Linked DNA regions of Mus musculus: regions 1 and 2 are each linked to region 3. Evidence: chromatin loops called from intact Hi-C (ENCODE). Cell type or tissue: gastrocnemius. All regions are shown on one strand.

Region 1 (8,000 bases), 140 kb before region 3:
CTACAAAACTCGGCAGAGTTGGGTTAAACCATTCCTGGGGTAGAGCAGGTATACTAGATAAGCGAACCGACAGATAGACAGACGGACAAATCATCATTACCTCCCTTTAGGAATCGGTTTTTCTCCTTAAAACCATACTATGGGTTGTTTTTTAAATATGTTATTAATTAAACAAAATTTTCATGAACCACACAAAATTTCTATTAACTTGATCCATATGTAGCCGACACTAAATATTGTTTAACTAATGCTAAGTAACCATACATGGCTTAATAACTTGCTAATACCAACTAGGAAGTCTGGATTATTTAAAATTAGGTCTTTAGGCGCACACAGTCTAATTTTTCCCAGACTAAGGGTCTGGGTGACTGCTTGTTTCAGTAGCTAACAAAAGCGTTAGGCACATGATCCCCCCGGGAAAGGCTGGCTGGGTCTCTAGGTGGCTGCTGTTGCCCTGCAGTAGAAGACAGGGCGTTGTCCAGTTTCCTGTCGTTTTTTTTAAAAAAAGAGTTTACACAGCAGACCTGAAGCCTCCTTTTGTATCTTCTCACAAGTGCAAAGGAGCTGTCCACCCACTGGAGACAAAGAATATCAGTAAACATCACTCAATTCTGTGACTTTTTAAAGAGTTCAAAATATTCCTTCTTGACAGGCATATAAGCATAATCCTACTACTCGGGGGCCTGAGGCAGGAGAACTATAATTCTTGAGGGCCAGCCTGGGCTATGTAGTAAGTCCTTCTCTCTCTCTCTCTCTCTCTCTCTCTCTCTCTCTCTCTCTCTCTCTCTCCACACACACACACACACACACACACACACACACACACACAGAGGAGGGGGAGGGGGAGAGGGAGAAAGAGAGACTGGAAGAGATTAAAATGGAAACTAAACAAAAGCCAGACCGTGTAACAAACCTTTAAGCCCAGGTACTCAGGAGGCTGAGGCAGGAGGATCACAGGTATGAGGACCATCTCAGCTATAAATTAGCAATTTAATGGGATCTTGTCTCAAAATTTAGAAAGAGGGGATGGACACAGCCTCAGCTGTGTAGAGTGCTTGCCTAATATGCTCCAGGCCCTAGATTGGATTTCCAGTTTTTTAAAAATCATTTCTTTTCTGTGAAGGAAAAGGACATCCCCCTGTCCATATCATAGTCTCTCTTTATAATGTGACTTGACAGCAGGAATTCAGGAGGCCACACAGTCAGAAAGAGATGAGACTGGAGCCAGAGCATCTGTGCCCACGGCCTTCTTAGCTGCTCTAATTAGGATCCCCTTAGTCCCTCCCGGTTTCTCCGGAGAGGACAGGGGGCTTTTTAATTGAGGCTATTAGGAGTTCTCTTTATACAAAGACACCCCGTGAAGTGAAGGCTCCGGCAGAGGCTCTGCCCACTCTACAATTACTTCATGCAATTCTGAGAAATAATGGTATCTTGTCTCATTTAAAAATAAACCCCAGGCGTGTTCCCTATGGCTTTCTCTCCCCTGCCTACTCACAGGAGTTTCTTCTTGCCAATTAGGCAAACTTTCCATTATTTAGGGAGGTGGCTTTGATCATGACTGTCCCCTGATAATGAGAAATACTAAGCTGGATTCTATTTGCCCACAGTTCCTTTATTCCAGTCCCAAGGCTACTGAAAATGAACTCCGATCTTGAGCTTGCTCTGAACTGATACAGCAGCTTTGGGAATCTCCTGTCCTAGCCGTAGGCTGCCGCAGACTCACCTGGAATAACCCTCATGCTCAAAGTGCTCAGCTTCACAGAGCCACCTCCTCTTAAGAGACCAGATGTAGATTTGTACTTATGACCTGTTCCAAGAAAAGAAATTAAACATTTAGATGACAAACAAGCACATTAGCTGTGGTGGTCCATGCCTCTAATCCCAGCACTTGGGAGGCTGAGGCAGGAGGATACTGATTGAAGTCAGCCTGGACTACATAGTAAGACCCCAGTGCCCCTCCCTTACAAAATCACATTCTTGCTGTCTTCTTGGTTCTGGTTTAAAGGGTTATCAAGGAGTTCCAAAAGGGGTCTGGAGCAACAAGACACTGAAGGACTTTTACCATTAAGTCCTCTCTCATTAACAAACACGAGGGCCTGTTGGTTGCAAGTCTTTAACCTTAGCACAGCCCCGGGAGGAAGAGGCAGATATATCTCTGTGAGTTCCAGGCCAGCCAGAGCTACGTACTGAGTCCCTGTCTCAAACAAACAAACAAACAAACCACAAAACAATAACGACAACAAAAACCCACAGACTCTTTCTAAAGTGATGGTTTCTCCACTACCATAAATATCATTATGGCCCGTCTGCTCATGAAAAGTATCAACCCTTATTTATAAAATACTACTTTTATCTACGTTGATATGATATGTAGAGTATCTAGGAAACATTTCAGATTAATGTGTAATGGCATGAGTATTGTGATTTTTTTTCCATGACTTTATATGCTTAGACTTGTAAGAAAAACCTTTGAAAGCCATCAAATTTGTCATCTGGATAGGTATTTGAAAGAATTTAATGTACTGGGTAATGTAATGGGTACCGTAATGGGTAATGTCCCACTACCCATGTCTTTCTAGGCATTTTTCTACCTTGTATCTTTCTTTCTTAATTGTATTCACATAGAAAAAGAGTTCAAGAAACATAGAACTATGAAAATTATTTTCAAATAACATACACTTATTTAAAATAAAGATTTCAATGCCTATAAAATACCAAGTCTTTATACTGTAATTTTGTTAATTGTGCAGCTTTGGACGAAACCATGAACTTTTCTGAGTTTGGTCATTTTTTTCCCCTTTTCATGCACAAAACGAAAATCATAGTACTGTTTACATATTGTTCTGGTTTCATTCTGGGGCTATGACAAATACCAAAACCGGAGGCAACTTGGGGTAGGGACTTATTTGTCTTACACTTCCTGGTAACAGTCTAGCACTGAGGGAAGTCAGGGCAGTCCTGATCACTCTTATTCTGCATGCTGCTCCCTCCACCTGGGAACTCCCTTCACAGCCAGGAAGCACAGCAGGCTGCTGCTTGCTAGCTGACTCGAAGACTGATACTTTCTTAGAGTGTCTAGAACCAGCATTTACACATAGTAGGTACACAATAAGTGGCCATCTGAACTAAAAAGAAAATCAGGGGGCAAACAGGTATTTGTATGTGTTTTCCTGGGCAAAGGAATGCCCTCACAGAGACAGTCCTTGCAACGCGTTTATTTCTTAGTACTTACTCTGCCATCTCCGCACTTTCCTGTGGTCTTCAAGTATTTTGTGGATAATAAAGATGATGCTTAGCATAAAAACTAATAGCACTAAAATGTACCAAGTGATCTTCATGGAACAAGTGACAGCTATAAAAATTAAAAATATATATATATTAAACACTATAAACCAATAAAGGACTAGTTAGCTAGTTAGCAGGCTTAAGTACTCAACAACACACAGTTCTATCATCCCTATAGCTTACAGGAAGCACGGACAGAACCAACCACTGGTTTCTGTCTTTTGACCTCTACTCGTGTGCTATGGCAGACATGTGTGTGCGCATGCACACACACACACACTCTACACAATGAGATAGTACCTCAGATAAGAGGCAATATTGTGGCACATGCCTTTAATGGTGAAGGCGTTTGCAGCCTTAACTGGAACAGGGTCCCTTGCTCCCCTGAATGTCTTTCCACTATATGAAATAAAGCTACTAAATGAGGAAATTGGCCAAGTGGCTCCCAGGGATCCATTCAATTCAAACCCCTAGCATTTAATTTCACTTCCAGGTGATGCCAATACCAATGTTCTTATTGTACATCAAGAGTGCCACAGGGCAGTGGCACTAGAGTCAGAGCTGTGTGCCATTAATCATCTTGGTCGTAGCCCCCCCAAATATGCCCTCAAATTAACAAAGGCCCAGCCGGCGCCCTGGAGGTGGGGCAACAGTGTGAACGCTGGTGCAGACAGAGGACCCCGCTGACCTGGATGGGTGGCCAGAGAGATGAAGGATCAAATCCTGATCTGCCAGGTAAAGGCTGGTACATGCAGTTTGGATAGAAAATATCCCCAGAGACTCGTGTGAAGGAACATTTGGGGAGGCTGCACCTTCTATATCTATGTTTGCTGAAAACATAATTTTAAAAAATAATTACCTTTAATATGGCTAAGCTTTAGAAAAGCATTCTAAAGTAATGGGAAAACGCCCATATTCTTGGAGCACCAAAATGTCTAGGGAAGAGTCCCCCATGGCACTAGCAGCTCCAGGAGGCACGGTTTACAGGTGATTGCATTCTCTAGTTTTCTGGTCCTCTGTCTCTGGGCTCCCGTCCCAGCACAGGGCTTGACATCCAGAGGGCGCTCGCTGAAGGGATGTACCATAAGGTGCTTTCTAATAATAGACTTTATGGTGAGGTGGGGCACAGTGCTTAGCAAAAAGTATTAACTGTGGGGCTCAGAACAGGGTGTTAGGGACTTAATCAGCCTTGAACAGACTTTACATACATCCGACCTTCTTACCCCTCAGAAGCAACCGGTGACACCCCCCCCCCCAGGTGCCTAATCCACACAACATCACATCAGAAAACTCTCCTCACCTGGGCTGTGTCAGCTCTGAGAGAGGATGGGTTGAACTGGCTAAAAGCCAACTTTAATCCTCTCTGGATACTTACCTTTAAAAAAAAAAAAAAAAAACCTCCCACCTTTGAATTCTGAGGTTTGTCGGCTGTTCATCAAGCACAGATACCAGACATACTACAGCTCTCCTAGGACAGAATCTTTCTAGTGTCCCTTTCTAGTGTCCCAAGTCATGTCTCTCACAACCCAGACATACCACCTCTATCTCCGATTATGGTTGAGTCCCATAAAAATACATTTTGATAGGAAAACTAAATACATAGAAAGGTTAATACCCTTTCAGGTTGCATTGTTTCAGCAACAAAATTCTTCAGCAACTCAACTTCCGGTGACATTTGGTTAATGTCACAGCTCTTTCTTAATGTTTTTGTATAGATACCAAAGTTCTCCCATTCCCTCTAACCTCCTTTCAAACTTACGTTTTACATCCGTTTCTAGGCGCAAGAAAATGTGAGCACAATTGTTCGTACTTTTCATAAATCTACAAGTGTGGTTGAGAGACTTTTTCCTGGCCAGATCTTCATCGACAGCTGAGGCTTTTCCAGGACGGGTTTCGGGAGTGCAGGTAGTGTTGTCTTCCTTCACAGGGTCAGCTATAAGAGCGGCGGTGATGTTAAAATACTGACAGGGTGAGGACAAATCACTTGCCGTCACTTCCATTGATCCCCTCATGACAAGACCTACAGCGAGGTTGAGAACCGGTTATTTGCAGAGTGGTGATATCTAATAAGAAAACATAATTCAGAGCTAAGTATCACTGGACATAGTTATGATGTCCCTAACCCTCGGGATGCTGATGGAGGACAGTACCAGACCACCCAGGGTTACAGTGCAAGGCCTTGCCTCAAAAACCAAACCAAACCAAAACAACAACAACACAAACGATCACAAGCAACCAACCAAAGACCCAAATCTCTTAAAATAGAAAAAGAAGCTATGGACATAATTATCACATTTGTAACTTTAAAATTGTTGCTTTCCTTGGCTTACAGAAACACCACCTTAGTCACTTCCTTCATCCTCACATGGTATTTCCATGTGTGTGTTTTTCCATGTCGACATATTGGCATAGTGTGTATACATAGTGTGTAAGCTAATGTGTGTGCCTACATGTACACCTGTAGGGGGCAGACATGAACCTTTGTTATTTTGCAGGAATCTGGAGCTTGCTGGTTGGCTAAACTGGCTGATCATCAAGTCCCGAGAATCCTTCCACTTCCCCATTACAGGGACTATAAGTGTATGTTACACACACAGCTTTTCATTCTGGTTCTGGGGATCTAACTTGTGTCCTTTTTCTTGGCTGGGGAGCACTTTAAAAAGGAGTACCTCCCTAGCCCAAAGGTCTCCTTTTTAAAAGGACATCAGTCCTACTGAGCTAGGTTCCAGGACAGTGATCTCATCTTAAGAAAATTATATGTACCACAATCTTATTCCAGATGTCACAGCCTCAGTGTTGAAGAAGGTTAATACTTCAACATATTAAAATTTGAGAGGATACATTTCAGTCTACACCACATGTTATCCCAAAATTTTACTGATTTCCCACAAATAGGGGGATTTAGCTCCCTCCCCATAGAGTACTGGAGAGTTAGACTGGTTTCTCCTTGTGGGCATGTAAATGAAACTTTTCTATTAAAGATTTAAAGGAGACATAGTTGGCTCTCTGTTTTTAAAGAACTTTGTAAAGCTACGGTCTCAGGGAAAAAACAAAATTCCTCCCCAGTCAGCAGTTTTCTAAGATCAAAGTATGACCTCAAAGTTGCATCCCCGTCTCAGTTATCAGCAGTTCTCAGCTGCATTGCTTTAAGTTAGCCAGCAGCAGGATGCAAGGCTAAGCACCCTGGCCACTCCCAGTGAGGCGCAGAACACCTTGGAGTTAGTAATAAAAACCCAGTGAGATTCCTGGAGGGCATACTTGCTTGTTTGATTAAGGCTGGCTACACCCCCTTCTGTAAAAGCAAACCTTTTTGCCTTGCTGAAATACTTTGAATATTGTGGTCATTTTCTCAAGACTCCAGACCTAATTTTAAGATAGTCAAGTGCAGAAGAAAGAAAAAAAAAATGGCATTGTATCACCAAGCAGGAAAAGGTGAAGTAGTTCCACTTGGTCCTTTGGGATACAAAGACCAGATTCTTGAGTCACCGTGAAAAGGCCCACTTTATGGCTAACTTGCTGCAAGATTCTTGGGACTTGAATGAAAGTGGAAAGACAACGTAAAAGACACCATCCACAGGGCGTGTTGGTGCACGCCTTTAATCCCAGCACTCAGGAGGCAGGGGCAGGCGGATTTCTGAGTTCGAGGCCAGCCTGGTCTACAGAGTGAGTTCCAGGACAGCCAGGGCTACACAGAGAAACCCTGTCTCGAAAAAAAAAAACAAACAAACAAAAGACACCATCCAGAGAGGGAAGAGCCAGCCTATGGGATGGGAGGAAAGATTCACAGGGTATAGCTGATAAACGGGCATATCCAGGACATGTAAGGAATTCCCATCGAGGAAGGAGGAGTACGGAGAAAAACAGACAACCTGATTTTAAAATGGGCAAATATCAGGTATGATGGTAATGCCTGCTGTCTCAGCTACTCCAGAGGCTGAGGCAGGAGGATTGCTGGATACTAGGAGTTGGAGGCCATCATGGGTAGCATAAGAAAACCGTGTCTCAGAACAAACAATCCCGCACAGAACCTGAACAGATTCTTACATCTGTTAAAAGATCCATGTCCTGTGGGTGGATGCAAACATCCAATGGGCGTAGGCAAACATGTTCAACATCACTTGTCATCATAAAAATGCAAGTTTGCGCCATGATCAGAATCGAACTGACTCCTGTCAGGGTGCCCCATGTGGAGAAGATGAATAAAGAATGCTGTTGAGAGTGGGGGTAATGTGGGTCCTTGTTCTGATAGTGGGATAGACACTACCGCCCAGTCAGCTTGGGAAATAGTTAACAAGTTCCTCAAAGACTGAGCGGTCTAATCTCACTTACTCCAACAATCTCACCTTCTGGCATCCAAAAGTGCCGAAATCAGACTCTCAAAGACGTATCCCCACAGTTCACAATAACTGAAATAGGGAAACCACCTGAATGTCTGCTGACTGGCAAATGCCTAAAGAAAACAGGGTCTGGAGAGATGACTCAGCAGTTAAGAGATGACTCAGCAGTTAAGAGGCCGCACTGCTTTTCCAGAGCACCCTGTTCAATTCCCAGCACCTACATGGCAGCTCACATGTAGTTCCCTCTGCAACTCCAGTCCCAGGGGACCCAATGCCCTCTTCTGGCCTCTGTGGCCACTGCAGACACATGGTGCACAGATACAAGCAAACACACACACACACACACACACACACACACACACACACACACACACACAC
Region 2 (8,000 bases), 210 kb before region 3:
TGTCTCAACTCTTCAGTATATGTCAGAATCCTGAAGATGTAGGCTCTAATGCCAGCAAAGGAATGGACTGGCAAACAAAGGAAGAAAGAGAGCTTCCTTTTTCCATGTCCTTTATATAGACTACCTGCAGAAAGTGTGGCCCAGATGAAAGATGGATCTTCCTACTACAAAAGATCCGGATTAGAAGTGGGCCTCCCATTTCAAAGGGTTTAATTGAGAAAAAAGTATCTCACAGGTGGGCTCAGCCATTTGGGTTTAGTTGGTTCCAGATGTAGTTGAGTTGATAACCAAGAATAGCCATCACGGTTCATCCATGAAAAGGATGATGCTATTGATGCTACAGTTTCCCACAGTGCTTTGAAATCTCTGTATCAGGAACAAGACTGATGGATTTCTGGTGGGCTTTGATGCAAACATTGTCAGCTCAGTAGCACTTATTCTTATCCCTGACCCTAGGGTAGGGTATATTGAACATTGACCACAGAGAAATTTGCCCATCGTTTTGGAGAGCGAAGACTTTTCCAGAAAGAAAGTTGATTGTCACCTTTTAAAGCTGCATTTAGTTTGCTTATTTGAGCATGGCAGCCTCGATGTATCTTTTTCTAAAAAACTACATTCTACGACTTGTTATTATGTCTTGAATTCATTAAGAGAAGTGTCTGAGGCAAGATCAATATTTTTTAGATGACTGTCATTACAATTCACCCCCAAGAAGAGTGTAAGGCAAGACCTCTCCAAAGGGCAGTTGGCGTTCTCCATAGAGTTTGAAGTGCACATTCCTCTAAGTCCAGCCCACCTCTGCTGGTTCTTTGAAAAGCTCACTGATGTATATGTACAGAGATGGTCAATACAGAAGCCAGGCAGTGACTACTTACTGTATTGGGTGTGCCATAGTCACTTGAGTGTGAACAAATGAATTAAAGCTCCCTCCCCCAAGAGGGAGAAAAAAGCCAGCAGAGAATACACTCTCTGAATAGGAAAATTATACAAAGTTCCAGGAAGTGGCAAATATCTAAAAAATATACAAAATAGAAAAAGCTCAGAGTTGCTGGGAGTGTAGGTTAAAGTTTTTAAGAGGGTGCTGGGGCTAGGCTTTGATGATGTACTATCCGAACAAAGAGCTAGAGGAAAGGGTGGTTCAACGCGCATATATGAGCTAACAACCAAAATATACACCAATAAAGAACTGTTAGGGTGTGATCTACTTATTTTATTGCTGGGTATATATTCAGAAGGCTTGAGAGTAAGGTCTCAGAGAGTTATTGTATACCCATGTTCAAACTGTCATTATTCACAACACTAACATGTAGGTGCAAGCCATAGATCTGCCAATGGTATATATAACAAGCAGGGTATACAGTGAAATAATATGCAACCTTAAAAAGGAAGGGAATTCTGACACACACCACAAATGGATGAACCTTGAGTGGCGTTATGCTAAGCTAAACAAGACCAGGCACAAAAAGCAAGTACTGTGGGATTCCACTTGGATAGGGTTCTTAGAGTGACCAAAATCAGAAAGACACAGAGTAAAACAGAGGTTATCAGGGCCTGGTAGGTAGAGGGAGGAGGCGCTACTGCCTAATGGGTACAAATGAGGTCTGGAAGTGGACATTAGCGGTGTGTCTGCTCCATGAAACTGTGTAGTGGAGCACTTAAGAGGATACATTTTATGTTATACCCATTTCCCTCAAAACGTATTAGGGGAAAATTCAGCCACGTAGATCAGAGAACCAATTGATGGTTTTGTCTGTTTTGTATGTACTGTTTTTAAAAGAAGGAAATATATTTAAAAGAAAGCAATTTAGATGGGAAGAGACCTCCTCATGACGTAGCTGCAGCCCTTGCCATTGGCAAATATGTCTAACAGAAAGCAGCCTTGGGCTACCCGATCATGCTGTCTAGAGCTACAGCTATTCCTCTTTACCACTGGTCGGAGACCCAGCCTCCACAAGTATGCTATTTCATCTCTCTCTCCCAATGGGCTGGGCCTTTGGATTTGATAGGATTCACAAGAAGAGGACTTAAGAAGAATATTGAACTGGGGTGTGGTATCACCCCATACCCCATGGTCCCAACCCAACCGCATCCCCACGTCTTCCAGTACAGGGAGTGATTCCGAACATCAACCCTGACCGTGCAAGGCATGACTGGGATACAAGAGCCAGAGTAAGGCCACACTTCGAACATGGACTTCACCTTGCTGTGTGGTCAAGGTGAGGCAACTCAAGTTCAGGTTAGCATAAGTCAAAGTGTTCTAAAGAAGAGCCTGACCAAGGATCTGACCTTCAAGGTTAGAAGGCATTCTCAACTATAAAACTTCCTCAGTATGTCAAAGGGATTATACATGTTGGTTCTGGCATCAGATGGACTGGATTTAAATCCTGCTTCCCGCTTACCAACTTTGGGACCTTTGGCAGATAACGTTCTTTTGATTGACCTCAGTTTTCTCAGTTATGGAAGGGGTATTACACATCTCTTAGCACAGTGTTATTAAGAAAAGTAGACACTTTAATACAGTGTCTGGGATGTCCTAAAGGTATAGAGGAGAGATTTTGGAAGGTCGATATTATAATTCTCATGGCAGAAAAAGCACAGAAGCAGAGACACGCGGACAAATTAGGTAACTAAGTTAACATCACACAGCTAAGAAATTGTGGGACCAATGTCCTTGGCGGATTTCAGTCTAGATTGCTTTCATTTAGCGTGTAAGCACAGGTAATTAAAAAGCCAGATGGCCATGGAATGTTTTTAGAGGACACTGTCCTGCAACATTCTTGGGACATTCTTGCCCTCTTGTCTTGATTTGGGTTTGCTGGGTTTTTTTTTGTTTGTTTGTTTGTTTGTTTGTGTTTTTTTTTGTTTTGTTTTGTTTTGTTTTGTTTTCTGGTTTGGCTTTCCAGCACTCACCTACTGCAGCCTGAAAACCAGACCCAGTCCCAGCCTCAGAGCCTTGGGATTCCGGAGCCTTCCATGTTTTAGAATATTTAGGGTTTGTGGTGGTGTGAAGTTATTTCACAAACGACACCAAGTAGTGTCACACACATTTGTTGTCTTTTTCTTGTTAGTAGAAACCTCTGGAAATGGAGTCATTAGTCAAAAATAAAAGTCCCAGTGGCTCTGTTATGATTTCCTTATCTGGGCACTAGATGTCACACTAAGTCAAGCTTTGGAAGTGGCTCAGCTAAGTAGGGTGTGGCAGTCTCTACCTATTTAAAAAAAAATCACAATATTTAGGTAAATATAACGCTTAAATTTGAATTTCTAGGAAAATTCAGAAAGTACTTTCTTTTACTTACAAAAAAACTTAGAATTGTTAATCAGAGAACAGATAGCACCATGGTGAAATGCCGGCTTAAACACATCTTAGCTGCATGCACATGAAAACTGTCTTCCATTCCGAAAACAAAGGGGTAGTTCTGGAGACAGTTTATGCACACTTGTCTGTGGTCATGTGGGAGGCTTGTTCTTTTTTTCCCTTTGCTGTTTTGTTTGAGACGGTATCTCATGTAGCCCAGGCAAGCCTTGGACTTGTTAGGTAGCTGAGGCTAGTCTCTTACCTTCCTCTGCTTTCCAAGTGCTGGGACTACAGACTGGCCAAGATGAGAAGCAGCTCTCCCAACAGAGAAACAGACAAGACTAACCTACTGTGGAGGAAGTCAAAGAGGGGGATGTAAGGCCCCGGAAGATTAAAGAGCTAATAATGAGTGTGAGCGCCGCTGAGCCCCAGAGCTGAGCAAGCTGTGCCTCCAGAGATCACTTATTCCCTGACTTTGGCTCTCAGAAATCTATAGCTGTGAATTATGCGTGGAGAATTCTGCAGTCTCCTTTTGGAAAGTCTGTGTGGATGTTGTTGTTGTTGTTTTTAAACTACCTTGAAGAATATGAAGCCAACGACTTAAGTGTTTGCTGAAATTTCGATGAGATTCCATTGAAATGTTTGGAATTCTTTGGAGGCTAGAAAGAATTAATTCGAGTCAGATTGAAAGCTTATAATTAAGTCTTCGGCTTAGCAGTTTGTTTTTTTTTTTTTTTCCGAGTAACTCAGTAATGAGTTTGAGCTGTGTTTAATTATCTGCATGAGTGTAGGCACATATTTCTATTGTAATTAAAGCTGTAAATCATGTTTCCTAAGTTTTCAGGGTTTGTAGGTAATATATGATGACAAATAGCTTTCGTTGGAAGAAGCCAGTAAATACCATTGCCTGTGTTGCTTTGATAAATCAGGTTAGAACTGAGAAATCGGCCTTCTGTGTGTATGTGGGGGTGCATGTGTGAGTATGTGCAGAGGCCAAAGGCTAACCTCGAAAGTCAAAGGGTATTCCTCAGGATTGTGTCTGCCTTGCCTTTTGAAACAGCATGGCTCACTTGGCCTGAAATTTACTGATTCAGTTACAACGGCTGGATGTCAAGCCCCAGGGATGTATCTGTCTCTATGTCCCCAGCTCTGAGGCTACAAACTCATGCCACCACACCTAGATTTCCACAGGGTTCTATGCATTGATATCAGATCCAAAATACTACTCTTTTGAGTATGTATGAGTCTCATCTGTGTCTTCCTCTAACTCAAGAGATGGATGAACAGTCATTTGAACAGTGTTTTGTAATTCTGACTGGTTCTAGTTGACTCTGGTGTCTTCCTTTGACTTGGTTACCACTGCCTCGTGTTTGAACAACCCAGGGTCCCAGGATGCGTGCTTCCTTTCTCCTTACATGCCACGGCAGGTAGCAGGCACCCAGATGGAGGGGGCACAGGCTGTTTTTCCTTCTAGAACTCCAGTAGCCATGAGGACCGCAGTGGTCTACCAGTGCTTTGATCCCTTCCTCCTGTCTAAGAAAGGCTTACCCCATCTTAGTGCAGGGTGTCAAGCTGTCTGTGGATGAAATAGAAGACTCTTTTCTATCAAGTCAAGGGTTGGTTTTTACCCAATGAGTGGGAAGGTCTGCTCTGTACTCCTTACCGAATCCCAACTGTGCCAGTGTCTTGGAAATAAAGACTGTCCCTTCTTGGAAATACAGGTGCTATTAGTCTGATGGAGTCCGTGACCTTCAGCCTACTTTGGACTGCTACTCCTTCCCAATTTCCCCACTGAGTGACCCTTTGATTTAGAGCTGTCAGCTCAAGACCTTTCATGGTGTACGTTTGAGGAACTGTAGTGTTATTTTTTTATTTGTTTGTTTGGAGGGCTTTGTTTTGTTTAGAGACACGATCTTGCTAAGTAGCCCACACTGACCTAGAATCTTATGCAGACTAGGCTAGACTCAAACTTGCCATCCTCCTGCCTCAGCCCCCTGAGTGTTAGGATTATATGCCACCATACATATAATCCTAGGAACATATTATACATAGGTTTATACATAGGAACGTATTGAAGGTCATCTGACTTCAATCCAGCCCATGTTAACTGAGCACCTGCCATGTGCTAGGACTTCAAAAAGCCAACAGCGACCACAAGAGAACGATTGATCAGCCATATGACACTTTAGAAAACAGGATGAAGACATGCCTTTCAAAGACGCTGACTTGAGTTTGGAGTTTCCCTGTTAAAAACAGCCACCATGGCAGAAGCCAAAAGGGGTCTGGGAACATAGTGAGGAAACTGAGTCACAAAAGAGAGTGGCTTTAAGGCCACTCAGCCTGACCATGCTGAGTTCATCTTTGGATCCTACCACAGGGAATCTGAACACATTGCTGCCATTCAGGGTAGAACCCCGCAGTCCAGATGGTCTTGTGAGATTAGTCTAGGGTCACAGACTGTGCAGATTGTAATGTCTCTGTGAACTATATATTTATGTCCTTGCAGGTCATGGATTAACAGCAGTCAAAGAAAAGGCAGGGGCAACCCTACGAATCCACAGTGCCAATTCTGCATCTCCCGAAGGGGCCCCAACTGATGCTGAAAACGGAATCTCTGGAAGTGAGTGGCGTGCTCGCCTGGTGTTTTGTTACACCCGTGTGCATGACTACACAGTGGGGAAAAGCCCAAGTTCAGATCAGCAAAATGCATTCTAACCAGGGTGTTATTTCTTGCCATGACAGATGTGACTCCAGATCAGGACCCTGCCAGAGGCCCCCACACTCCTCCTCCACCAGGGGCGGCAGGGTCGAGAGGCATGCTGTCAGCCCTCACCAATGTGGTTCAAAACACGGTGAGTCCCTAGAGGCCTCCCCTGTTTTCCCTAGTGGCTCAGTTCTTTTGATCTTTGCAGCTTGTGACCTAGATACATCAGAGAGAAGGCTGCCTCACTCCTGACTTTGGATTCCAGTTTGTTATGCTTTCTGCTACAGAGTAGCTATAACCTTGGATCTGAAATAATAAGGGCAAGATGAAATGCAGTCTGTGTTTAAAAGAAGAGAGTGGTTTAGAAGATTTTTTTTCCAATCTGATCTAACAGTGTCCCTTCTAGCTGCTTCAAGGACGGCATTTAGGTGAGGGAGGGAACTTGGAGCTGGGACAGCTGTTCTTCCTGGATCAGGTCTCAGTTCTCTTAAAATTGGAAATCCTTCAAAGCAAAAAAGGACTAGTAATGACTCAGGGAGAATAACTCAGAGACCAACCCAGCCATAGCCTCCCTCCTGATCCCTACAGCCCCTTTCCCTGCAGAACCCTAAACGTACACCTGAAAGTCTTATTTTTCCATTGTTTGTTTATTCCTTTTTATTTAAGTTGAATTGATTTTTTTTAAAGACAGATACTCAACCATCTCACTCCTCCAGGAAGCTCGCTATTGATGATAAACATTGAAAGGAAGCAGAGGTACCACAGTGAGAAGAGGAAGTCAGCAGGTCCTTAGCACCAGGAAGACAGGAGTCTACTATGTAGAACAAGCTAACTATATTTTCTAGAAATATGGGCTCGTGCCCTTTTTAGTCATTTATCCATTTGTTATATTAAAGAGAGACAGTTGACCCTTACTGTGTGTGAGGAGCCTCACCAGACTCTGGCCATATAGGCTAATGCTATGTCTTGCCATATTAAGGCGGTTTAACAATGGTGTGTGATGCATTATGGGAAAGGAGGGGATTGTGAATGGCCCCGTAGGTTATCTTACCCATATGTTGGGACAAAAGAGTGCCAGGAGTAAAGGAAGACTGGATAGGGAGAAGGAGGCACACCAAGTGTTAAGAGTCACAACGCAGAGCTGTTCAAGGCCACCCATGAGAGTGGGGGAAGCTCTCTCTGTAACTCGGGTGTAAAAAGCAAACCCATGGCTTCTCACTGCTCCCTTTTTTAAAAATTATTTTTTACATGATCTATTATTGTGTGTGCATATGGTGAGAGGGCACCTATACCATGGCATCTAGATCATGTGAAGGTCAGAGGGCAACTTTGTGGAGTCACCTCTCCCCTTCCACTTTATGTGGGGTTCTGGGACTAGAACTCAGGTCACCAAGTTCACGCAGTAACTGCCTTTACCCACTGAGCCATCTTGCCAGCCCCCAGCAGTCATCTTGAGTGCATCCCTCACATCCTCAGTCTCCTTACATGGTCCTGAACCTGCTTGCCCTCCTCCCACAGTCCCGGCCCACCAGGCATAGATACTTCCTGGGTCTCCCGTTTATTCTCTGCTAAGGTGACAGGATGTTGGGGGCAGGAGAGGGGGTGGAGTGGGCGGGGCAGTAAATCAAAGCAAGGGAAAGTGTGAGCTTCTGGGAAGCCCATGTTCTCTGTGCTAGTCGCTTCTTATCATTGCTGGGACAAAGTGCCTAGCGGAAATAACACAGGGAAGAAGATATATTTTGCTCATGGTTTGAAAAGCTTTCGTCCATGGTTGCTTGGTCCCAAGTGCTTGGACAGGACATCATGGTGGTGGGAATACGAAAGAAGGAGGCTCTATACCTTCTGGCAGTCAGGATGCTGAGAAAGAGGAAGGGACTGGGGACCAGATATAACCTTTGAGGTATATCCGAGAGTGGCCTACTTCCTCCAACTAGGCTCCACCTCCAGAAGTATGTAGCGCATCCTGAAGTAACAGTACTAACTGAGGGCCAGGGATGT
Region 3 (8,000 bases):
TTACTGAAGGTATTTATCAGCTGTATGAATTCTCTGGTAGATTTTGGGGGGTCACTTATGTATACTATCATATCATCTGTGAATAGTGATATTTTGACTTCTTCCTTTTTAATTTGTATCCCCTTGATCGCCTTTAGTCGTCCTATTGTTCTAGCTAGAATTTCAAGTACTATATTGAATAGATAAAGAGAGAGTGGACATCCTTGTCTTATTCCTGATTTTAGTGGAATTGCTTTAAGTTTTTCTCCATTTTATTTGATGTTGGCTAATGGCTTGCTGTATATTGCCTTTATTGTGTTTAGTTATGCAGATCCAAGGTACATACCTTTAAACACAATGAAATCAGCTATAATCTCTCCAACACTCTTATCATGAAGGGGTGTAGGATTTTGTTCAAGAGTTTTTCAACATCTAATGAGATGATCATGTGGGGTTTTTTTTCTTTCAGTTTGTTTATATAGTGGGTTACATTGATGAATTCCCATATGTTGAACCATCCCTGCATCTCTGGGATGAAGCATACTTGACAATGGTGGATGATATTTTTGATATATTATTGTATTTGGCTTGCAAATATTTAATTTGAGTATTTTTGCATCAATGTTCATAAGGAAAATTGGTCAGAAATTCTTTCTTTGTTGAATCTTTGTATTGTTTATGTATCAGGGTGACTGTGGCCTCATAGAATGAGTTCTGCACTGAATCTCTGACCCTGTAAGCCAGCCCCAATTAAATGTTGTCATAATAAGAGTTGCCTTGGTCATGGTGTCTGTATCATCAAGGTGAAAGCATGGCAGCATCTAGAAAGGCATGGTGTAGGAGGAGCTGAGAGTTCTACATCTTCATCTGAAGGCTGCTAGTAGAAAACTGACTTCCAGGCAGCTAGGATGAGGGTCTTAAAGCCCACACCCACAATGATACACCTACTCCAACAAGGGCACACCTACTGCAACAGGACCACACCTTCTAATAGTGCCACTGCCTGGACCAAGCATATGCAAATCATCACAGAACCCCACACATTAATAGTGGGAGACTTCAACCTAACTCACGTCAATGAATAGGTCATCCAAACAGAAACTAAATGGAGAAATAATGAAACTAACAGATGTTATAAATAAAATAAGCCTAACATATCTACAGAACATTTCACCCAAACACAAAAGAATATACCTTCTTCTCAGTACCTTATGGAACCTTCTCCAAAATTGACCATATACTCAGTCACAAAGCAAGTGTCAACATATACAAGAAGAGTGAAATAACTTTCTGTATCTTATTGCTACCATGGATTAAAGCTGGATTTGGACAACAGAAACAACAGAAAGCCTACAAACTCATGGAAACTGAACAACTCTCTACTCAGTGATCACTGGTGTCTGTTCACAGCAGTAAAACCATAACTAAGACAGGTTCAATGTGTGATTTAAGCTTTAATAACGTTTCACTTACAAATGTGGGTGCCCTTGCATTTGGGACATTGACATTTAGAATTGAAACATCATCTTTGTTGATTTTTCCTTTGATGAATATGAAGTGTTCTTCCCCATCTCTTTTGACTAATTTTGGCTGTAGTAAAAGGGCTACTTCAGCTTGCTTCTTGGGTCTGTTTGCTTGGAAAATCTTTTTCCACCACTTTGAGATAATAAATATCTTTCTTGCTGAGGTGTTTCTTATATGGAACAAAATAATGAATCTTGTTTTCATACCCACACTGTTAACCTGTGTCTTTTTATTGAGGAATTGAGTCCATTGATGTTGAGAGATATTAATGACCAATATTTTTAATTCCTGTTATTTTAATGTTAGTGGTTGTGGAGGAGGAGGGGAAGGAAGGAAGAGGAGGAAGAGGAGGAAGAGGAGGAGGAGGAGGAGGAGGAAGAGGAGGAGGAGGAGAAACCACACAGGGCAAACCAACCTCACATTGCGAAGAACATGTTTTTCCATAGAGGCATATAAACAAATAACAATAGCCAGCAGTAATGAATAATCTGAAGTAAACTCTCCACTGCACCTAGAAGGAGTGTGCAAACACATTCCAAAACCAGTTCTCCGTTTTGAAGAAACTGAGGTCTCAAGACTGTCACCTTATAAATTTGAAGTTCTATAACAAAGTCTACATTCATTATTATTGTTGTTGTTGTTGTTATTTTGAGTCTACCTGCTGCCAAGATGATATTCTGCCTCCAGTTTTTCTTTTAATTAATTAATTTATTTATATTATATGTAAATTTCCCCTTCTATGCATGGTCTTGCCAGCATGTATGACTGTAAACCACATGTATTCCTGTACCTTCAGAGGCCAGAAGTGGGTATTAGCTCTCCAGCAACTGGTGTTACCATGGGGGCAGTGCTGGTAATCAAACATGGGTCCAGATAGTGTTCTTAGCTTCTGGGCCATCTCTCTGACACCTCCAAAATTCTTTTTAGCATGTAGCCTTCATCTAAAAACCATAAGCTGTGCGAGTTTTTGGTTTATTTTTTGTTTTGTTTTGTTTTTTTCTTGAGACAGAGTCTTACTGTGTAGCCATGGCTGGCCTCGGACTCCCAGAGACCTGCCTGCCTCTGCCTCCCGAGTGCTGATATTACAGCTAAAAGCTCATGAGCTATAATGTCGCACTTCAGCTTCTAAGCAGAAGTTAAAGTTATACATGAAGTATTTCTTAGAGGATTCTTAAGGGGTTTATGTTGTGAACTGTTCTGTAACATATCTCTTAATGTTACAGGGATCAAATGTCTTTCCTTCTTTGGTCAAAAATTGGAAGTTTCCTGGCTGTTGGGACCATTAAAGGAAATTTGCTCATTTATAATCATCAGACATCTCGAAAGATTCCTGTTCTTGGTAGGTTCTACCTGGAAACACTGCTACACGTTGGCAATGCTGTTCTGAGAGTTGGTTCCATTGTCTGGGATTTCCCTGAGATGGCACAGAAAAATGTTTCCCTGGTCCATCTTAGATACCTGTCCAAGAGGATCCCTCTCCTGCTTGCTAAGATTTCCTGAGTTAAGGTCAGCCTGTGTCTTTGGCCATCAGGACATTAATGGTACCCATTTCCCCTCTCACACCCAGGTTGTATCTCTAGACATAGAATAGCTCATATGTGTATCAACACCTGTTGACCCCACATGTTAGTTAATTTTAGTCAGTGTGGCTGTATTCTACCATATACTAATTTTAATCCACATAGTGAGTTAACCAAAGTGTTCAGTGCCTGCTTACATGGGGAATATCCATCTTGAGTGCAGACTTTGGAATGTGAGTAGTTTGCCCGTGTGACCTTGCATGGAGTGCTCTGATTCCTTCCCCCTCTGTTCACTTGGCCTTGGCCCCTTGAATACCCAGGAAGATTGACCCTCTTCACTGTAGCATCATTCTGATGAGCGGTAGAGTGAGCAGGGCTAACTGCACGCAGGCGGCCAGAAAAGCATCCCCTCCACTAAGGGAGTCAGCAAACGCTGGAGATAGCGACACCTACAGGACACTTGAGGAAGTGCTTCCCATTAAGAGCATAGCGTCATTTTAAATTATTTTCACATGTCTCTCTTTAGTATTAATTTTAATTTTTAGTGATGAGAGATAAATAGAAGCATCATTAATCTATTAGACCAAACTAAAATTTTCTCCCAGTTAAAAAATCAGCCTTTTCCACACAAATTGTATGACCCCTGTAGGCATTCTGATTCCCACTTTATCTCTGAAAATGTCTTCCAGTACATTTATAAGCCCCAGAGATTTGGACACTGGATGTGTATGGAAATAGTATGTCAGAGCATGATCATTCTCATATCAGGCTGTCATATGAACACAATGTTGTGTGTAATCTGTATTTAATATGAATATGATTCTGCCACATTTTTTTTTTCAAGACAAGGTTTCTCTCTTTGCCCTGGCTGTCCTAAAACTCTCTGTAGACCAGGCTAGCCTCGAACTCAGAGAGATTTGCCTGTCCCTGCCTCCCTAATGCTGGGATTAAAGGTGTGTGCCACCATAGTCCAGCACCATATTTTTACTTAATAATCATATGAAAACATACCTGAAAAGACTAGAATTAATTGCCATGTCAGGACCATTAGATGAGTATATTGTTGCCTCTCTCATGCTTGTTTGGGATTCGTGGCTCAGCTCTGTTTCCTTTTGACTGTTTAAAAAAGATTTGTCTTTATTATTTTAAACTATGTTTAGGTTTTGCTACACATGAGTGCAGATGCTGTAATGGCCAGAGGCGTTGAATCCACTGGAGCTGAGATTACAGATGGTTTTAAACCACCTGCTCTGGGTGCTGGGAACTGAGGTTGGGTCCTCTGGGGAAAGAGCAAATGCTCGTAACCCCTGGGCTCTCTCTCCAGCTCCTCTTCTTAACCTTTCTTAAGATCAGGTCATCCCACCTTGGGGTGCTCGATCCACCAGCACTGGATAGTAACCAAATATGCATTTCATGCTGTACTGATCTGTGCCTTTGAGCTCAACAAGATACTGGCATTTCTTGCTATGCAGTGTTCTGATATGTACACATGTTAGTTATGACAGTTTAATTAAATAATGCCAGTCTCCCATTTCGGTTACCAAAGTGACCAGAGAACTCTAGCTCATGTTAACTGTTCTTACTGATGCTATGCTGAGCCTGAGTTTTGAGCAGTGTGACAGTGTATCGGAAAGAAAGGAAGGTTTCTTCTCCCTCTCCTTGGTAAAGAGAAGAATTTATGGGCCAGTGAGATGGCTCAGCAGGTAAAGGCACTTGCTGCCAAACCTTACAACATGAATGCAATCCCTGAAACCCACATGGTGAAGGAGAGAATCAATTCCCAAAGGTTGTCCTTTGACCTCTGCATGTGCGCTGTGGAACACACATGCACACATGCATGTGCCATGTATGTGCACATGCACACACACACATAAGCAAATAAATAAATAAATATAATTTTCAAGAAGAAAGGCATTTGTCTTCAGCACCTTTCAGCCTCTCTTCACGTAATCCTTCCCTTTCCTGGTTTCACTGCATCACCTGAGTCCTTTAATCCAAGAGAAACACAGTCTGCCCACAGGCTCTTCTCTAAACGCTCCCTTCACCTTTGTGCTTTAGGGGTTGCTTCCTTTAAGATATTACAAGCTGCCGGGCGTGGTGGCGCACTCGGGAGGCAGAGGCAGGGAGATTTCTGAGTTCGAGGCCAGCCTGTTCTACAGACTGAGTTCCAGGCTATACAGAGGGACCCTGTATATTACAAGCTTGGTTCTGTGATGAATCAACAAAATTTGTAGAGGAATACATTGTTCCCTGATAAGACCTGTTTATATTATCCAGACAAAAAGTTGTTATATAGGGCTGGTGAGATGGCTCAGTGGGTAAGAGCACCCGACTGCTCTTCCGAAGGTCCAGAGTTCAAATCCCAGCAACCACATGGTGGCTCACAACCATCTGTAACAAGATCTGACGCCCTCTTCTGGAGTGTCTGAAGACAGCTATAGTGTACTTACATATAATAAATAAAAATAAATCTTTAAAAAAAAAAAAAGTTGTTATATACCGTTATTTTACTTTCTAGCTTAGTGATGATGGATTTGATATAAATTTGCATAGACACTAAGGGCTTTCGTGGGAGTAGAATCTCTTGTCTGTTCAGTCCCATGGCACATAAGATTAGCATAACTAATTTTTTATTTATCTGTTTTGAGAAGTCCACATGTCAGCAAAAATTGCCTTTTTTTTTTTCTTCAGGAAAACATACTAAGAAAATCACATGTGGATGTTGGAATTCAGAGAATCTCCTTGCTTTGGGAGGTGAAGATAAAATGATTACAGTTAGTAACCAGGAAGGCGACACAATAAGACAGGTAACACGCCACCATCTCTCTATGTGAGATGTTCATTTTTCCTTGTGGTAAACAGTTTTATGTCAGATTAATGTATAAAAGTTTATTTAAGTCACTGTGGAATATGCTTATAATTCCATATTTTTAAAGATGCTGATTTATTTTACTTTTGGTGTATGAGTGTTTGCCTGCAGTTATGTGTGTATACCGTGTGCATGCTTGGTGACCACTGAAGTCAGAAGAGGGTGTCGTCAGGTTTCCTGGAATTGGAGTTACAGATGTTTACTAGCCATCTGTGGGCACTGGGAACTGACCCTGGGTCCTCTGCAAGAGCAACAAGTGCTTCTAACTACTACGCCAGCTCTCCAGCCCCCAGTTTTATGTTTTAAGGATCAGAAACCTTTGTCTGTTCCCATGCATCCATACACACACACAGCACCCAGATACAAGTGGGCACACAAACTTTCACACTTGCATACGCACACACACACTCACACACACACACACACACACAAATCCTTTTTTACTAGGATTTTTTTCTTTAAGATTAATAAGTTAGCTATTAAAGGAAATATATTTTCCCCTTTGATATCAAATGGATTATCAGCTCTGTGGTTTCAGACAGTATGTTTGTGAAGTTTTATGCATGCATGCTGATAAAATGGTAAGAACTAGAGAACTGTGGACTCCAAATCAGGCTTCCTGAGTCTAAAGCTTTAATGGATATACCTTTAATGGATATGTTAAATAGTTTCCAAAGGAATCCTGACTAAATCTCAATTAAGATGAATTCCTTCTTCTGTTGAAATTTCCCAAACTTGATTTGATCCTAAGAGGATCTCTTCTTCAGAGAATCTGCATTGTCAATGGCTACCTAGCATCACCACTGGGAAAATTATTCCATGAACCACTATCTATTCCTCAGTACCCTGGTGTACTGTCTTTACAGTCCATACCTCAGTGCCCTACTGTACTGTCTGAACTAGGCTGCACTGACTGAAATACTCTTGGAATATCTGCTTAGGCACAGCACACAGATAAACCTTCCTTGGTCTGTACTGTACAGACAGTTGGAAATGTGATGTATTTGTCAGCTGTTGTTGTATAACAAAATATCTCAAAATGTAGGAGCTTGAAACATCAGTGTTTCATTGTTGTTGACAAGGAATCCAGATGCAGCTTCTTGGAGTGCCTCTGCCTCAGAATCTCCCACAAGGCCGTTTCTAAGCTCACTCACGTAGTGGTTGGTAGAGTTCAGCTCCTTGCAGATTTCTGTTCCTATACAGACTCACTCTATCCACTGTAAGTCCTGATTCCCTACCATGTGGATCTCTCCCATGGAGTGTGCTGGAGTTGAATGTGGTTTATCACCCAAGGTTTCGTTGTCTGAAGTTTGGTCTCTCGTCTACATACTGTGGGGACGTAGGGGAACCTTGGAGGAGTTGGAGCCTAGTAGGAGGTGATGGAGTGTGGACAGGAAGGAATTCATGTAGCTCTCTTGGGACTCTTATTTACAATTAAGCAAAGGTTGTTATGAAAGGTTCTTCACCTTCACGGGACTTTCCTATTCACACACACTCCTGCCGTGATACTAGGTAGTCTTCTAAAAGACACATGGCCTTTCATGATGAGTTACCAAATTTTGTGGTCCAGCTTTTATGCTTTATAGCTTTGGGAGGTGGTAACAACCAGTACACTTTAGACTGTGAATCTTTAAAAGACAGAAGACAACCTGAATAAGGCAGAGTGTGGGCAAATGTTATCACAGAGGTTGGGAGTGTGGCTCAGTTCACGAGGCTCTGTGCTCAGTCCTTAGGACCAGTAAATAAGTAAGTAAATAGTAACAGAATTATAAGTTTCGAATTATAGGGACTGTAAGAACATGACAGTTGTCGTGTTGTGGTTTCCTGTCTTTCTCATGTAGCAGTAAGGAAGTGGGTGGGTTACCCAGAATGCCATCTCCCTTCCATCTTAGCTTCTGGCCTTTTCCAGGACGCATCCTTACCTGCCAGCTGAAAGCTCCTGCCTCAGGGTTCTGTCTGCATTTCAGCCCCGGGAAAGGGAGAGAGGGAGGCAAAACATTAGAAATTAGTGGAGAAGCTGAGCCAAAAGCAGCCTTGTTGGTTTCCTTTCCTGTCATAGCCCAGCCATATGGTCACACCCACACGTGTGCTTGTGCACGCGTGCACAT

Evidence for each region. Hi-C counts contacts between places; a loop is a spot of excess contacts. Peaks named below come from ENCODE experiments on the same cell type or tissue, not always from the same donor. Only the 100,000 strongest peaks of a DNase experiment are listed, where the experiment ranks them.
Region 1: a loop joins it to region 3, with 5 times the contacts of the local background. A loop is called at or near these places in 8 of 42 quality-filtered maps.
Region 2: a loop joins it to region 3, with 10 times the contacts of the local background. A loop is called at or near these places in 20 of 42 quality-filtered maps.

Annotation. Positions count from the first base shown.
Region 1 is chr5:65,070,519-65,078,518 of GRCm38, forward strand. It overlaps Tmem156 (transmembrane protein 156), which reads right to left. Exons shown (of 6, transcript NM_001370814.1): 3 at 5,045-5,305; 4 at 3,233-3,352; 5 at 1,724-1,807. Among named protein-coding and RNA genes, the nearest start is that of Tmem156, 17 kb to the right of the region's middle. In gastrocnemius, CTCF peaks have their summits at 4,342 and 5,737 (motif pointing right); a DNase peak (open chromatin) is centred at 4,334.
Region 2 is chr5:64,999,994-65,007,993 of GRCm38, forward strand. It overlaps Fam114a1 (family with sequence similarity 114, member A1), which reads left to right. Exons shown (of 14, transcript NM_026667.3): 4 at 5,805-5,918; 5 at 6,041-6,150. The region is part of intron 2 of Gm32374 (a long non-coding RNA gene); the gene reads right to left. Among named protein-coding and RNA genes, the nearest start is that of Gm32374, 16 kb to the right of the region's middle. In gastrocnemius, a CTCF peak has its summit at 3,149; a DNase peak (open chromatin) is centred at 6,101; H3K27ac peaks cover 3,411 bases.
Region 3 is chr5:65,210,089-65,218,088 of GRCm38, forward strand. Wdr19 (WD repeat domain 19) reads left to right here. Exons shown (of 37, transcript NM_153391.2): 5 at 2,727-2,842; 6 at 5,715-5,830. Among named protein-coding and RNA genes, the nearest start is that of Wdr19, 14 kb to the left of the region's middle. In gastrocnemius, no CTCF peak of the experiment used is centred here; a DNase peak (open chromatin) is centred at 3,437.